2 separate regions of the Mus musculus genome follow, and region 1 is linked to region 2. Evidence: chromatin contacts called from ENCODE POLR2A ChIA-PET data. All regions are on one chromosome and are shown on one strand. The core of a region is the stretch at or near the end of the contact, and the rest is flanking DNA. Distances in the headings are between cores, read along the strand shown. Region 1 holds the start of Taf2 (TATA-box binding protein associated factor 2). Region 2 has its middle 3.2 kb from the start of Gm26296.

The links. ChIA-PET counts read pairs that join two places held with the same protein, here RNA polymerase II (POLR2A).
Region 1: POLR2A ChIA-PET joins it to region 2 with 11 read pairs in embryonic stem cell. The contact joins the promoter of Taf2 here to the enhancer-like site in region 2. POLR2A ChIA-PET finds 5 or more read pairs at or near these places in 2 of 5 experiments (Patski and embryonic stem cell).

What each region holds. Positions count from the first base shown.
Region 1 is chr15:55,070,387-55,073,408 of GRCm38, forward strand. Taf2 (TATA-box binding protein associated factor 2) reads right to left here and starts at 1,766. Exons shown (of 26, transcript NM_001081288.1): 1 at 1,461-1,766; 2 at 1,007-1,061. The coding sequence starts at 1,543.
Region 2 is chr15:55,264,238-55,267,456 of GRCm38, forward strand. No RefSeq gene overlaps it. Among named protein-coding and RNA genes, the nearest start is that of Gm26296, 3.2 kb to the left of the region's middle. Within about 2 kb of position 1,845, at least 1 of the 3 ENCODE cell types and tissues checked has a DNase peak (open chromatin) inside an H3K27ac peak, as active enhancers do.

The sequences.
Region 1 (3,022 bases), core at 516-3,015, 190 kb before region 2:
TACCCATTTTCCCTTTACCTGTATACACTCAGCTCCCTCATTCATAAAATTTGGACTGAGGGGGCTGGAGAGATGGCTCAACAGTTAAGAGCACCCACTGCTCTTCCAGAGGTCCAGAGTTCAATTCACATGGTAGCTCACAACCATCTGCAATGGGCATCCGATGCTGTCTTCTGCTGTGTCTGAAGACAGTGACAGTGTACCCACATATATGAAATAAATATGGCCAGAGCAAGCAGGATGGGGGGGGGGGAAGAGCTGGGACTTAAATCTTATCTGTGTCAAGAGATTACAGTGAAGAATCAATGGGTTAATATACATATCCCTTAAGGAATGTCTTATAGCCGGGCAGTGGTAGTGCATGCTTTAATCCCAGCACTTGGGAGGCAGAGACAGGCGGATTTCTGAGTTCAAGGCCAGCCTGGTCTACAGAGTGAGTTCTAGGACAGCCAGGGCTATACAGAGAAACCCTGTCTTGAAAAACAAAAAACAAAACAACAACAACAACAAAAAAGGAATGTCTTATAGACAAGAGCAATTCAACTAACACAGTATAATTCTATCAATCACGTTGACTCTAATAATGCTAAGCTTCACTGAGAGGTATCATGAGTTTCCTATACTGCTGAAGTAAAAACTTAAATTACAAATACTCCCTAATGTTTTCACGTTCTATCCCCAAATAGCAATGTGTGACAAATATTCCAAATGACACTCCATAAATGAACAGCTGAATCTAAGACTGCTATGACTACAGGCTGTCCTGTCTAATGCACAATGTGAAGGTGTTTGACTATAAAGACTTCCTATTGCACAATATACTTAGCATATTTGAACATTTTAATCAGGAAATGGGAAAAGGTGGGGAGAACAGAGAACAGCATGTATAGCAAACTAGACTTGAATTCTTATGTCTTATTCTGGGGCACCATATAATCTGGAAGACTATAGAATCCCCCCCAAGAACTGTGAAAGGCTGACTTATGATGACCGGGAGTGATCTTACCACAACTGATTTTCGCTGGAAGTTTATGTTGTTGATACAGACGACCTGATGGGTTGTATATATAAAAAAAAAGAAAGAAACGACTATTATTATATGAAAGCATAAATCTAAGTACGAATAGGGACTATATACTGAGCCGCTCAAAAACCACACAGTAGTTTGTCTTCGAATTCTACAAAATGAGTAACCTGCTTATTTTAAATCGAGCAACAGCCATGAAAAGGTTTGTCTTGACAAAAAAATATAGCGGTACTTTAAGAAAGGTTTATGAGCCCGTGGGCGGGGAAGGAGTATGCTGAACAATTATTCAAAACCGTTTCACCCTACAAACATCATGTCCCCTGGAGTGGGCTCTAATTTCCCACTAGTTTCCCGGACTCATCAAGTCACTCACAGAATCAATGAAAACAAAATCAGAGCAGGGCGAGAAACGGAGTAGGGGAAAGGTACTTATAATTTGTACGGCCGTGGGCTTTCGAAGCCCTTGTCTCCTTTCTTCCTGTTCATCCTGGAGGACTCTAAGCCGGTGGGCGGCATGAAGAGCTCCTGCGGGGCTCGCCTTTCAGGCTGCACGGGGCGCTGCAGCGCATTCCCGGTAGCGGCCCGTGCACCCGGAGCGCCTAGCCACCCGTCCTCCGCCTCCTGTCCCCTCCCCGACCACTCTCAGCCGCCTCCGCCCGGCCCCTGTCACACAGATGAGCCGCGCTACAGGAGCTCTAAGCGGCCGCCGCCGCCTGCGGACATCTTGCCGGTCACCTCTGACCGGTGACGTCAGAGGAAGTGGCGCGGCCGCGGAGGCAGAACCCGGAAGTCTTGTCCGGGCGTGAGTGGGCGGGGTTTGCACGATAAGTTTGGGATTTCTCGTCTGGCTTTTCTCCTTTGTCTCAAAACTATTTCTAAAATTAAGAGAGCAGAGGGAAGATTTACTGGGTGAGAAAAGGAAGATGGGGAAGGAAGGAAGGGACGTTAAGTGTTAGGCGAATCGTGCTTGTGGAAGACAAGAAGGGATGGAAGGGGCGAGGGACTAGGACCTAGTAATGGTCCCGAAACCATTGCTGTCAAGAACAAACTCACCCATTTGGACCTTGTGGTTTAAACTCCAAATGTGTAATCAGACCGCAGGGAACTCTCAAGCCAGAAGTCCCATGGCCTCCGTATTTGTCTTATGAATTAACAGATTTTCTTTTTGACATTTTTGAAGCTGTGGATTTTCTATTCTTGAGGGTTAAAGATGCAAACCAATGTCCGTTAATTCCGTTAGAGTATTGTCCATTAACATTTTCCCACCTGCACAGATTTCACTCCACCTATCTTTTTTACTCCTGACAAGGTCGTTAGCTGACTTTAAATTAATTTGAACTTTTCGTCTAAACAAAACCAATTAGGAAAATAAAGCCATAACTTTATTAAACCTTCCAAAACTAGACTTCGTTTTTCCCAATGAACATTTATTTATTAAACCCACACAAAGTAAAGGCAGAGCTCATAAATGGCTTACACAATCTTTATGCAGGACCACTTCCTCAAGCGTTCTCATTTGCTGGGACCATCGTCAGACTTATAATTTTTTACAATTCCCTCAAGGTAGCAGTAGGCTTGTTCCAAGTTGCAATCTTCTCAGAAATGCAGGTGAATGAAGTGCAGTGATAATCATACCCAGTGGAAACTGTTGTTTTAAAGATAGACTGGGGGGGCTGGTGAGATACCTCAGTGGTTAAGAGCACCGACAGCTCTTCCAAAGGTCCTGAGTTCAAACCCCAGCAACCACATGGTGGCTCACAACCATCCATAACAAAATCTGATGCTCTCTTCTGGAGTGTCTGAAGACAGCTACAGTGTACTTACATATAATAAATAAATAAATAGATAGATAAATAAATAAATATTTAAAAAAAAAAAAAAGAGGGCTGGAGAGATGGCTCAGCGGTTAAGAGCACTGACTGCTCTTCCGAAGGTCCTGAGTTCAAATCCCAGCAACCACATGGTGGCTCACAACCATCTGTAATGAGATCTGAT
Region 2 (3,219 bases), core at 595-3,094:
TAATTGTTTTCTCTTATTTCAGATCTTAAATGTTTATTTTATGTGTATAAATGTTCTGTCTGCATCACATGCTTGACTGATGCCCAGAGAGATCAAAGAAGGCATTGCATCTCCCTGGAACTGGAGTTACAGACCCACCAGGTGGAGTTCAGAGCCACCCTGTGGATGCTGGGAAATGAACCTGGGTCCTCTCTAAGAGCAGCCAGTACTCTAAAGAGCTGAGTCATCTCTTCAGCCCCTGGTTGTTTGTGCTGGTTTGTTTTGTTTCTTATATACACAGGTTCTTAATGTGGCCCAGGCTAGCCTAAAAACTGATAGGAGGCTGAAGATGACTTTGAACTCCTGACCCTCCAGCTTCTTCAGCGGGCCACATACTGTGGGATTAGAGCCAGGCCACCACCACATCTGCCTAAATTAAAATCTTAATCAGCTAAATGTTTAAATTATGTAGAAATAACTAACCAAGTATAACCATCAAAACTTAAAATGTAGGGCTGGTGAGATAGCTCAGCAGGTAAAGAGCCTTACTAACTGTTTGTCTTCAGACCCAGGGACAAGGGACTGAGATGCATAATATTTTTACATATCAAAGCAGACCTCGCCTTCAGGCTCTCCCAACATTCCTCAGTCCCAACCCTGCATATCCCTCCCCCAACCCTGAACTTTCCAGCCCAGGGGCTGGGCTGCCCTTCCCCCTGAGGCTCTTCCCTATATAATCAGACCTTTTGGCCTCCGACCCCCTCCTCTTCTGTCTTCCCCCTTTCCTTCTCTCTATACACATGCTTTCTCTCTTTCTTTTTCCCCTCCCCTCTGTGTCCGTTCCCATGATGACTATCCCGCCTTTTCCCTTGGGGCCATGAACTCAACCACCAGGGAGCCCCTTCCCAATAAACTTACATTTATACATATTTTAATGTTTTGAATCGACTTACTTGTCCAGTGTAGAGAAATAATTTATTACTACTGACCTTGGTGAATGAATTTAAGCCCCTATAAAAACCCACTTAGTAGCAGGAGAAAACCAGGGGACCACAAGTTGTCCTCTGACCTCTATATACACCTGCATTGTGACATATGTGCACCCACACATAAACAGCATATGCACACACTAAGTGCGTGCTTAAACATTCCACGTAAAATCATTGCCACACAAGGCTAGATAGCAGTATCTAGGTCCTGCCCTATCAGATTCCAAAGAGTTTTTACAGCCTGTTAGGGAAGCAATAAAGTGATTGACATGTGTACAGCTGCAGTATGGTATATCCCACAGCTACACTCTCCGGATATGTTGGAGATTCAGTTTTGATTACAGAGAAGCGGCTTGTCCTGAGCACATCTTAGTTGAGACATCATTCGTCGGGGGCGGACTAGTCTAGAGGTGTTGGAGATTCGTGCTGGGATGACGTAAGGCACACCACCTCCCAGCGCTTCTGTTCACACAGGCTTTCTGTGGTCAGATAGTAAAAGCGCCGGCTGCTGCTTGCTGGGAACATCTATCAAAACACCCAGCAGAATAAGGACGCGTTAGGTCAAGACCTTACAAGGTCTCCTCTCCTTCCTCCCAGGACTTGACAGTTTTTCCCTGCGTGACTCTTTTGTAGCTTCGTGAGACTTTATTTCATGTTTATTGTTCTTTGCTCCCTTGGGGTTAAATATTAAGCCCATTTCTGGAAGTCTGCTATGCTTGGGTCCACAAAGATTCCTAACAAGGGCTTAATGAAGGTGGAGAGTGGCACCTGGCGGTCCAGTCTGACTGGGCGGAGCATCGGATAGCCTGGGCTTTGTCTAATTTGCTGTAACTTTTATATCGACCTTGTTTAGGTACGGGTGGCTGACACAGAACAAGACCTGATTAAAAATAGAAAAAAGAAAAAAAAAATCTGTGTTTCTGCGGCAGTGCAGGCTAAGACAGCAAACACGGAGTCCTTAAACTCAACCCTGCTAGTCCATGAGCTGTGTGGCACAGGAACCCCGGGGCAAGTTAAATATTAAGCAGGAAAAGTCCCAGATCCGATATGTAACAGCAGAGACCGACATAAACAAACACAGCTAGCTCTGAGGAACATGGGAGGCTGCGGAGGCCTGTCAGTGAGTTGAGGGACACAAGGAACGCTTGTGTTTGCAGATTTTTCTCACCACCACTATGAGCTGCATCCACTGTGAAAACTAGCACTTTACATGCCCGACATGGTAGAAGGTTCTAGAACGCAGGGGCCCATCTTACTTCATTAACATTTGTTTGGTTTCTTCATATCACAAGTGTATCACAAGTACCGAATAGTCCAGTCCCTTTCCTATTTATTCACTTAGAGGCTTCTTTGCCTGTTTCTTGTCAGGCACACTCTCCTGGCTGGGTCCACAAGAGGAGGAAGCAGCAAACTTAACAGAACATTTTAAGATTTTTCACTGGACACCTTATATATTTGCTGGTTCAGGTAGTCATTTTGAGGTCAGAGAAACATTCTTAGAAATAGCCAAGGTGTGGTTTCTGACTCCCTGCCCCCACCCCGGGATAAGGAACTGAGGACATATTTTACATATCAAAGCATAGCTCGTCTCCAGGTTCTCCCAGCATCCCTCAGTCCCTACTTCGTCTATCCTACCCCCCAACCCTGAACGTTCCATCCCAGGTGCTGGGCTGCTCTTCCCACAGAGATCTCTCTCTCCCTCCCTCCCTCCCTTTCTTCCTCTCCCTCCCTCTCCTCTCTCTGCAGCCAGTGCATGCCCTTTCTTTCTCTCCCCGCTCCCCACTTCTCTCTCCCCATGATGGCTTTGGACCCTAGAGCAGCTTTTCAATAAACCTGCCTGTATATAATCTAATCTGGCTTGAATGGGCTCATTTCACCAGTGGAGAAATAACCTATCAGCCAATAGAAACCAAACCTAGTGACACCCACCTAACACTCAGGAAGCTGAGGGAGGAGGCTCAGGAATTTGAGAGCAGCCTGGGACACATAGCCAGCCGCTGCCAATAAAAAGAAAAGAATGACTGCTCTTCCAGAGGTCCTGAGTCCAAATCCCAGCAACCACATGGTGGCTCACAACCATCGGTAATGGGATCTGACGCCCTCTTCTGGTGTACCTGAAGACTGCAACAGCTTACTCACATATATAAAATAAATACATCTTAAAACCAAAACCAAAACAACACAAAACAAAAACAAGAAAAAGAAAAGAAAAAAGAAGAACCGAGCAGTAGTAGGTAAATGCTGGGGCAGT